Regions from separate parts of the Homo sapiens genome. Here region 2 is linked to region 1. The links are chromatin loops, found by intact Hi-C in ENCODE. Cell type or tissue: IMR-90. All regions are shown on one strand. Links, peaks and the distances in the headings refer to the core of each region. The heading gives the core; the rest is flanking DNA.

The links. Hi-C counts contacts between places; a loop is a spot of excess contacts. Peaks named below come from ENCODE experiments on the same cell type or tissue, not always from the same donor. Only the 100,000 strongest peaks of a DNase experiment are listed, where the experiment ranks them.
Region 2: a loop joins it to region 1, with 2.0 times the contacts of the local background. A loop is called at or near these places in 2 of 110 quality-filtered maps.

The regions. Positions count from the first base shown.
Region 1 is chr18:59,604,286-59,609,669 of GRCh38, reverse strand. All of the region lies in intron 2 of CCBE1 (collagen and calcium binding EGF domains 1), which reads left to right. Among named protein-coding and RNA genes, the nearest start is that of CCBE1, 90 kb to the left of the region's middle. In IMR-90, for the core only: no CTCF peak of the experiment used is centred there; DNase peaks (open chromatin) are centred at 3,099 and 3,619; H3K27ac peaks cover 2,753 bases.
Region 2 is chr18:59,482,339-59,487,722 of GRCh38, reverse strand. All of the region lies in intron 2 of CCBE1 (collagen and calcium binding EGF domains 1), which reads left to right. Among named protein-coding and RNA genes, the nearest start is that of LMAN1, 130 kb to the right of the region's middle. In IMR-90, for the core only: no CTCF peak of the experiment used is centred there; a DNase peak (open chromatin) is centred at 2,742; H3K27ac peaks cover 534 bases.

The DNA.
Region 1 (5,384 bases), core at 87-5,086:
ACTGATCATGAGTAAAGATACTTTTAGAGTAAACTAGGCCAAAAAGTAAGAAGTCCATGACTAAATAGTGGCAGTAAGGATTCAGGGAAATAGATTTAAGAAACACTGAGAGGTAGAACCTATTGTACTTGGCTGACCAGATGTGGAGACTGAAGTAAGGGAGAAGCCAAGGATGATTCCTGTCTAGGTTTGGTCTACTGGTTGAGCAATGGAACTGTTCTGTAGCATGTCGAAAACCTAGGAAGGAGCTGTTCTAATGGTGATGAGGGTGGATGTTAAGATAATTACAGATTTGGACCTACTAAGTTTGACACATCTGTGATATATGCAAGAGGAACTGTCCAATAAGCCACTGCATATGAGTCTGGGGCACAGAGATTTGTGAGCAGGAGATCTAATTTTGAGAGTCACTGGAATATGAATGGTGGTTGAAGCCAAGGAAGTAGATGATGCTTCAAGATGTGTGTGCAGTGAGAAGGGAAGATGGTTGAAGACAGAACCCAACAGAACACTAAGGAATCCAGAAGCGAGTATGGGGAGTAGTGGCCAAAACACGGAAGGAGAAAAGTGCTGTCTCGAAGATAGAGGGGGAAGTTTCAAGAAGGAGGAGTTGGTCAACAGATGCACATATGACAAGTCACATAATGCAAGAACTCAAGTCTGTTGGGTTTCCCATCACAGAGCACACTGGTGACCTTCAGGAGAGCTGTGTAAGTGGAAGGTGGGGGATAGAAGCCAGATTATGGATGAGCAAAGACTGGATAATGAGAGAAGAGATGACACATATAGACGACTGCTTCAAGAGATTTGGACAGGCCCAATAGAAACAGATGGGCAGCAAGGATCTAATGTGTAGATTTGAGGAAAATCTTTTATTTTGAATACAGGAGAGGCATGAACACTTTCATGTGCTAAAGGGAAAGACTCCGTGTAGAAGAGAAACTTGATTATGAACAAGAGAGACGTTTTCACTCATCCACAATAAACACTTTCTATTAAAGCTCCATTTGAAGTGCTCATAATCCAGTCTTCAAAGTTTCCCCTTGAAAATTCTTACCTCTCTTGAGTAGTTGACAAATTTGACTTCAAAGAGTCTTCCCTAGATCATTTCATTGCTGATGTGAAAATTAAAATGGGGGCTTGTTCTCGTGCCTTCTCTAAAACACATCTCTCAAGCAGGTGGTAAGGGCTGAGGGTGACTCTTCTTAGAAATGCTAAGATGCTATTTGGCAGGAATAACACTAAATCATTTTGTCTTGCATCAACACTTTGGCCCAAGTTTCTTAAATAATCTCTGACATGATTAGGAAGTAGGGATCTAAGGGGTCTGGAACACAAAGTTAAATTGTGGTGTTGACCTGTAAGGAGTACAGAGAAAATCCTGGAAAAGGAATTGTGTAAATAACAGTAATAGCTAATGCTTATTGAACACTCGTGACAAATGCTACTGAGTAGCTTGTTTCATATATTTCTCTTTAATTTTCAAAATAACCCCATTACCTATATACTTTTTAATCCCCATTTGTATTTATTTATTATTATTATTTTTCGAGACGGAGTCTCACTCTGTCACCCAAGCTGGAGTGCAGTGGCACGATCTCAGCTCACTGCAACCTCCCAAACTGGGAGTGCAGTGGCGCAATATCGGCTCACTACACCTCTGCTTCCTGGATTCAAGAGATTCTCCTGCCTCAGCTTCCTGAGTAGCTGGGACTACAGGCACACGCCACAACACACAGCTAATTTTTAGTAGAGACGGGGTTTCACCATGTTAGTCAGGCTGGTCTTGACCTCACGTGACTCCTGACCTCAGGTGATCCGTCTGCCTCAGCCTCCCAAAGTGCTGGGATTACAGGAGTGAGCCACTGCGCCTGGCCGTTCATCCCCATTTTTAAATAAGGTAAATCCAGAACCTGGGGTTTGAAGAAATAATCAGTGTCACACAGGAAGTGGTTCCGATTTGAACCTTGGTTGAGTCCAGAGTCCGTGTCTAACCATTGTGCAACATTAGCTTTCAAGCTCAGCGAGGTGCCCTAGGACAGCATCTGAGGCTGCCGAGAGTAGCTGAAGGGAATAAGAGAAGAATGAATGTCTAAATCCAGCTATGCCCAGTTCCTTTTTGTGTAGTGTGATTTATGGGACTATGTCATGATGATGCTTCACAATTTTATCTTTACAGTCAGTCCCCAACTAAGGAGTTGTGCCCCATAGTTCATTATATGTCTGTTGTTTGAAATTTGGAATGATTCTGCAACTGGAACAATAATGGTAAATAGTGAGTAGGCTCCAGTCTAGCTCATCTGAGTCTGTGGAATCATCCACCCATAAACTGGTTCAGATTATCAGATTCTGGACTCTAAGAGGGCTTTCATGCCATTCATGAACTTATGGGCCGTATTCTACATTGCTGACTGGTACATGCTTATCTAAATGTCAGCCAAAAGCATGCAAAATTAGAGAACCAAATCTGCATTGTAAAAATACTATGTTTTCAGCTGTACTGGACAGGACTTTTGGCTCAACCTTTGTTTTCAAGAGTAAGTACCATGCTTTCCTTTGATTGGACTGACTGATGCAGTGAGTACTTGTGTGCTTTTTTTTTTTTTTTTTTTCCCAATTCAACACACCTTTTATGGAGTACCTACTCTGTCGTACTCTAGGCCAGGCCCTGCACCGGTCACTGGGGATACAGACATGACTCGGACAGTCTAGCTTGGGAAACAGACTCATGTCCGACTAATTATAAAACAGTGAGATAAGTGTCACAGCAGAAGCATGAACCAAGAAAGCACAGCACATTTGGAGTGTAGGCATTTATCAGAAAAGGTTTCTTTGAACAGCTGTCGAAATATGTAGTGAGAGAAATAGCATTCGTGTTGCAAATATAAGGTTAACCCATTTTGGTTAACCAAGGCACTCATGCTCAGATTTCTCAGATAAAAAGATGATTGGTTGTTTTTTTTCCTTCTAAAACAGCAGGGGTAACAAAAGATTCAAGATTAAGATACAGCCTCCAGAGATGATTCTTGTGCTTCTTGACACCCTTCCAAGGTTTGTTTATGTCACCCTGGGGCCCCGTGGAGATGCTTGGTTTGTAAATGATCCGTGCAAGATGCAGGGAGTCACATACGGACGGGATGTTATCTTTGAAGAGTAAAGTTATGTTTACTACTTTCTTTGAAGACAGTTTGTAATGGGATGTCATGACAGTCCTGTTAAGTATGCAGATAATGAAAATCAACGTCTGACTTCTAAACAAAAGTTGGGGGAAAGTGCATAGAAAGCCAGGATTTCAAGCATGTGCTTTGCGGTTTGCCATGTGGACATTGTCTTTGTCCCAGATGCCTCGCTGCTTTCCCTGAAAGGGTCACTGTGTCCTTCTGTCACATCTGAGGAATTCCATCCTAAGGAAGTAAAAAACCAATCTGTGGGAGTTCTAATGCCTCTAAGGTCTCTCATGGAGTATGCAAAACATACACAAATGTGATCTCTGCCTTTGTCCGAAGCATTTTTCCGAAACAATGAATGGACAGTTAAGAATTAAGCGTGTTATTACTAAGAAAACATGACTTGTTTTGACAATCATTAAACTTTGGGGTAAATGGGAGTTGAATCGCAAAGCACCATAGGCGTTGAGATCATCGTGGTTGCTTGAGAGCAGTGACGTGCTTCAGGCAGAAATCTACAGTTCGGACATTCGAGCATCGCGATTTCTCTTGGTAGATTTCTAACTGAGGCCTAGCTCAGGCATTTCCCCCAGTGGAGCAGCTCACTTCCACCTTCACCTTTTCCTCCCAAAAACTGCTAGAGGGAGGATAGCTTATCCCAAGGCCACCCCTAGCAGTCGTCCACTTGGCTCTGGAACGTTTCTCTGGCAACAACTCAAGTACTTCTTATGTTTCAGTCTGAGGGTTTGCTGGGAACATGAGGTATTTTATCATCCACCAAGAAATGTTCCTTTGGGAGAAATGAGAGGCAGAGTCCCTGCAAGCTCTAGGTGGGTAGCCATCTAGGCTTTTGAGAGGTCAAAGAGGCTCCTTGTCATCTTTAGTTCCCCTGGTTTTCCAGCAAAGCTTTAGCATATGAGAGATGATCCAGGAACACCTAGTAATTATGCAGAATGGCTGACCAGTGGGGAATGCTGGCCAACCTAAGAGTTATCCACCTGGACCACATTCTTTTTCAGGCTCACTTGGCATGATGCCTCTGCCATAAAGCCCTTCTCCTGGTAGGGTGAGATGCCCCCTTTATTCTGTGCTACACCCCAGCTAGTTCATGCCTTATTCCAACCATCGACCCACCTGTTCTCTATAAGGATAAAACTTGTCATCTTCCTCTTGTTATCGCTGTGACTGGCTTTCAGCAAATAGAGGAAAGATCCGGCTTTGGTGTTCTTAAAGACTTTAGCTGTTCCCTAAAACATGTTGTAGAAGATGTTTTATCAAAAAGATCAAAGTTCATATCACTGCCAGACTCCTTCCTTCTCCATTTCTCCCTGCTGTGCCTCCTAGGGGGAGCAGCCTCTGTTAGGGCAGAACCACCAGCTCCTGTGTAACAGATGACACTCCTTCTGTGGGCACTTTTCCCAGCCTTTGCAATCAAGTCAGGCCAGAACATGCTCTCATGAGGGCATTGCTTTAATCTTCAGGCATGATGAACACGGTGTAGGTGGCAGTGACTGGACACTGAGCTCCCGTCTCCAGTTTGAGGTGGGCCTGGAGCTGCCGGATCCCCTACTGATCACTGGATAAGATGGGCATCTTGCCCCATTTTGACCCTACCTATCAAGCATCTTAGCAATAGCTGACCAAGAACAAATGATACATTTTAAGAGACTTGGCATTTGTTTATTAAAGTACATTTACTGCTAAGCCAACAAAACTAGACAGTGTACATTTCAGGTTTTGAGAAGCAGACATCCTGGTCTAATGTATCTCAAAATTATCCATCTGAAGAGTTGTCCAAATTGGACATTGAAACAAATGCCTATTGAAGCAATCACATACCATGGAAATTTCCTTCTTTACTAAATCTCCCATATCTGCTTGTTTAATTCACGTTTTTCTGTTACAGAAGTAGATGATCAGCTCTCCTTTTAAATACAGGTGACTGTAGCCACTTACTTAGTATGTTGGCTTATATCAAGGGAGTAGTAATTTGACTTTATTATATCTGATCAGTAACATGGACTATAGAGAGGGCCAGTTTGAGACCCTCATCTGCTTTTTTTTCCTGGATAGGTATCTCTGTTCTATGTGTCCTCCTACCCCTAGCCCTGTGAAAATGGAAGATGATGCAGCCTAATGGTTAAGAACTCAGGTGTGAAGTCAGACAGACTTGGGATCAGACTCCAGCTTCACATGCACAGGCTCTGCACCCTTGGA
Region 2 (5,384 bases), core at 136-5,135, 120 kb after region 1:
TAACAAGCTTTTTCTGATTCTCTTAATACTGCCACAGAGATTTGGTAATAACAAGCTTACATGTAGATGAACAAATAGGCAGGTTTTGGTGGTGGTGGGTGGAGGGGATTTTGTTTTTAGTTTTATCTTAGTGGTTGCTGTAGTGACCATGATACTCTTAACGTTTGCCTGGGAGGAGCAGTCTTTCTGGCTAAAAGGCTGGAACCAAGCATGCTCAGATGTGAGACTGATTTTATTCAGTTCTGTTCTTGGGGGATGTAGTGTAAAAGGAATTCTAGTAGTTCACACAAAGTCATGCAAAGCTCAATAAAGATTTCAGCAAGGGAAGAACATTGAAAAGAAAGATTCCTCATACTAAAGAACTTTGCAGAAAAATTCAGGACCACTTTTAAACCCTCAGCCTTTTAAAATTAGCCCCAGGAGATCATGTTCTCTGTACTTTCTGGCAAAAAAATCTCTTCCAGACTCCCTTCTTAGGCATGCCACAGTGTGGCTGGAATGATGAAAATTATGCAAATTGGGTTCTCCAGTTTTTATGTCTCGGAAGTCTCCATTTAGGCCTGAGTAGTTGACAGTGCGAGGAAGCCACCATCTAGTGTGCCTTTAGAAGCCTTCATCAGAAGGAGCTCGTTGCTTTGGAATGAAATATTAAATTGAAGAGGTTCTTTAAAAACATTTGGGACTTCTGTGTGCCTGACCAGGATTATCTACTAGAGGCCAGGTTCTACTCAGCTCTCTGGCTTGGTAGCCCAGAGTCTGGAGTTTCTTGGATATGCTTTTTATGATTCTCTTAATATTGTCACTGAGATTTGGTAATAACAAGCTTACACGTAAATAAATAAATAGGTAGGTTTGGGGTTTCCTTGTTTTATTTGGGTATAGTTTTCCAAAAGAATATACCTCTTGCTTCTTGTTGCAGTAGGAAAATGATAGGGGCTACTTGCTTTGGGGTTGGGGAGAAAGATGGAAGTCTTCCTTCTCACCAGACTTGGAGATCATCTTGCTGCACCCTGGTCTCCACTTTCCTTAATAGCTGGTGCTTCTGGTTTCTAAGCCTTGCTGAGGTTCTGCAGGGAGGACTGGCTGGCTTCTCCACGGTAGCCACCCCTGGAGCCTCCCAGGTATGAAGTTATTCCACCCTGCACAATCCTCTTGCCATGTTCATACATTGTGTTTCAGGGTTAGAGAAGCCTCCTAAATCCATAGGGTGTGGGGCTTGCATTTTTATTTCTGGTTTTCATTATTTGAGGTTAACTTGTAAAAGAAGAAAGCAATATAACATTTCTTTTCCGGCCTCTTGAAATCAAAAATTTCTCCCCCTACTTGTCTTCCCCCTATTTCTTCCCCTATTTTGTTTTTAGAAGAAAAGATTTGTCAGCCATTAAATAAGAGGTGGAAAGAAAGAGATGAGTCATAAGATGAAAGCAACTGGGAAGAGTTGCTTTTGCCATTTGCTTGTTGTATTTACAAAGCTGCAGCTAGAACATATTCTGACTGCAAGCCAGGCCCTGTGCTAGGCACCTTTCTTATATTATCTGTAATACTGTCAATTATCTCATAAGGCAGATACTATTTATTCATGTTTTGTCCATGAGGAGTCTGAAGCTCAGCAAGATTAAGGAGCAAGGCCAAGATTAAGGAGCAAGGCCAAGGAGCAAGGCGCAAGCAATCCCTAGCTCTGTAAATGTCAGAGCCAAAATTCTAGCCCACATTTGTTGACCCCAAAGCCAATGCTCCATTTGTTACACATTACCTTAACACCAAGAACTCTCAAATACTCTCAAACATGCAGTTTTCTCTCTCATTAAAAAAAAAAAAATCTGGCCGGGCACGGTGGCTCATGCCTGTAATCCTAGCACTTTGGGAGGCCGAGGCGGGCGGATCACCTGAGGTCAGGAGTTCGAGACCAGCGTGGCCAACATGGCGAAACCCTGTCTACCGAAAATAAGCTGAGCGTGGTGGCAGGCGCCTGTAATCCCAGCTACTCAGGATACTGATGCAGGAGAATCGCTTGTACCTGGGAGGCAAAGGTTGCAGGGAGCCGAGATCATGCCACTGCATTCCAGCCTGTGCAACAGAGCAATGCTCCATCTCAAAAAATAAATAAATAAATAAATAAATAAATAAATAAATAAATATCTGATATATCTGGCGCATGAATAAGCAGCCATGCAAGGAAAACCCCAAATAAATAATAGAAAAATGTACCCTTGCATTGCAGCAAGGGTGCAAATATTTGCTAATTCACTTGGCCTTTCATGGTCACTTTTAGTCTTCTAATACTATAGGAAGTTATTTTTAAAATTCTTTTCTAGTCTCTAACATAATGATCAGCAGACAGTCTGATGATGCAGTCTCTGTTATCTTCATTTTTCTGATGTAGTTTTTCCTTCCAAAAGCTCACACACACTCCTGGCTGGAGGGCTGTATTTCTGCCTGCACGACTTTTATTTATTTATTTTTTTTACATGTGTTAATACTCAGGGGCACCCAGGGGGAAACTCCACAGACTTTCTTGATTACAAGATATCACCCTTTCTATGTAACAACCATCTAATCACTTCCCCTTGCCAAGAAATGAGAAAAGTATTTGTATTTGGAAAACCAAGCTACAACACGTGAAGGGTATTAAGAATGATTGTCTCCCCAGAATCCACACGAGCTTTCCCCATCTTAGTTTGTTTTTCTAAAGATAAAAACCACACAGCAGTGTTTGTAGTTAGATCTAACAAGTGCCCATGCTTGCGTAACAAGATTTCACTTTGGCTGTCTCAACTTTATTGTACGTAAATAATGTTGTAAGTAATCTTTGAAACAGTATAACGTGCAACCAGTGTTTATTTTTTTAATACTTCAGAATATGTCATTATTTATTTTAAATGGTGATTTATGATTGATGGGTGTTTCACATGCAAAATAATGTATTCCCAGGAACTCTAGGGAAGACAGAAGGGCGCACTGGAATCTCACAACTCCTTCCCTTGAGCAGACAGCTGGGGTCAGTTATGCAATTAAAAAACGCAAAGGGGAAATTCTTAGCTAAGCAGGTATGTAAATGATGCATGCCCATCCTGAAACTCAGATCTTCTCTTGATGGAGTTCCATAGCCTTTTGAAAGCATATCAGATCACTTCATTATCTGATTTCATGAAAAGGCAAATGACAGGTTGCTTCTTACTCCACTGCGTGGACAGTCCTAAGCCCTTGAAATGCTCATAAAGGTCACAGTGCCCAAGTTTAATGTCTTGGATGTGGAAAGAGAGATTGTAAGGGATCATATTGATTTGCATGAACTTTAAAACGCCATCAAACAGCTCAGAGGTTGTATCTTAAATGCAGCATTAAAATAGAAACAGACAAATAAAACCATATGTTTAAATGTGATGTTCGATTTGAGTATCAAAAACACGTGGGTTTTTCCCCCTTGTATCCAACTTTCTCATGAATCACTGGAGTTTCAAATCATCTAGTACACTTTTCTTCCTCTTATAGTTTTCTGTAGGACAGCCTCAAGTAATGGAGTAAGGAATAACCGTAAAATTTTAGTGAATACTCAAGCCAGTTTTCCTTCTGGTTGTTAGGAGCTTGAACTTTTTTAAACTATGGAAAACTAGACAGAGTTTAAGTTTCATGCAATATAAAGGTGGACCCTGTACTTCTGGTACCTCATCATAAATTTATATCTTCATGGGCTTCTCTTGGTATGTAAAATTATAATTTAGTTTGAGAGGTTGGAAAATTATGTCTAATAAGAGCACTCTGGACACTGCCACACATCATTCATATTGGTAAATTGGATGGATGATTTCCTTCTAACATAAAATGTCAAATTAATCTATGCTGGGAATTCCAGTACAGGCAGGGGGACCTTAGCTGTATCACTCAAGTCTGTTTTGATAGCATCCCAAATGCCACTGTTTTTATATTGAAAGCATACTTCATATGCTTTTGAAGTAAGATATCTACCACCACTGCATTGCATGTGAGAAATGTTACAGGGAGAGGAATGAAGTGGAGTTGCTGTTCCCAGTTATGCTTCAGAATTTCTGTTACCAAATTTGACTTTTAACAATTGTATGAACTTTTCATAAATTTCACATAAAACTAATTAGGGATTTTATGAAATTTTTATAAATTTTGTTTCAGGAGGAGATTACTTAAGTTTCTCCTAGGAATGTTAATTTACCTGGCAGACCAAATTGTAGTGCAGCAAATTGATTTGACCAATACAGGTTGAGCATCCCTAATCCAAAATTTTGAAACATTTTCAAAAGAAATGCTCATTGAAACATTTCAGATTTCAGATTTTTGGACTGGGGATGCTCAGCTGGTATTCTGCAAATATGCCAAACTCCAAAATAATCTGAAATCCGAACACTTCTAGTCCCAAGTATTTCAGATGAGGGTTACTCAACCTGTAATAAAATCAGATTATACTAATTTGCAAGAGTAGAAAATAATGATCTTAAATAATTTTTTTCATCACATTTTAATAAAAAATAAAGTGTACCAAAATTCTTAGAAGACCTTATGTAACCTACATGAAAGTTCTAATTATTTGACAAAGCTGAAACTTGTTTTAAGACACAGATAATGTCTAATTTCCCAAATCAGTGGTTTGTGCTCCTTTCTCCACCATGATGTGTAAATGGTGTGTTCACACAGGTGACATGATAGGCTGTAGGTGACATGCAGTTCCCAGCTGGTAGACCACGTTTAACTCAGTTTCTCTTCCTAGAAAGCATGCCCAAACACAAATGAGCGAGAATGATGTTGCAGTAGGAATGACCTTGAATCTTATGTCTTTAATAGTTACAAAAAAAAATACTTCTTAAAAACGGTAATTTAACCTTTATAGTCAAAATATCTTGGGGTATATTCTTGAGATTTGCAGATCCACTGTAAGCTGGTTAATTCTCAGCTTCTCATATATGATGATGGAAGTGGTGAAAGCAAGGAATGGGGAAAGTAATGCGAGCAGGAGACAATGAGACAAAGGGAACATTAGCTCCAGCAGAAATGCCAGGGTTGTGCTATTTTACATAAAATGTAGAGACTTTATAACCATATAGGTCCATTTAACCAACTGCCATTTTTTCCTACAGTTGTCATATTTATTGCAACTACATGCATTATAAACCTTGTAAGACAATGTATGTTATTATTTTTGCTTTAAGAAATTCAGAGCAAGTCTTTGCTATTGTGAATAGTGCTGCAATAAACCTATGTGTGCCTGTATCTTTATAGTAGAATGATTTATAATCCTTAGGGTATATACACAGTAATGGGATTGCTGAGTCAAACAGTATTTCTGGTTCTAGATCCCTGAGGAATTGCCACACTATCTTCCACAATGGTTGAACTAATTTACACTCCTACCAACA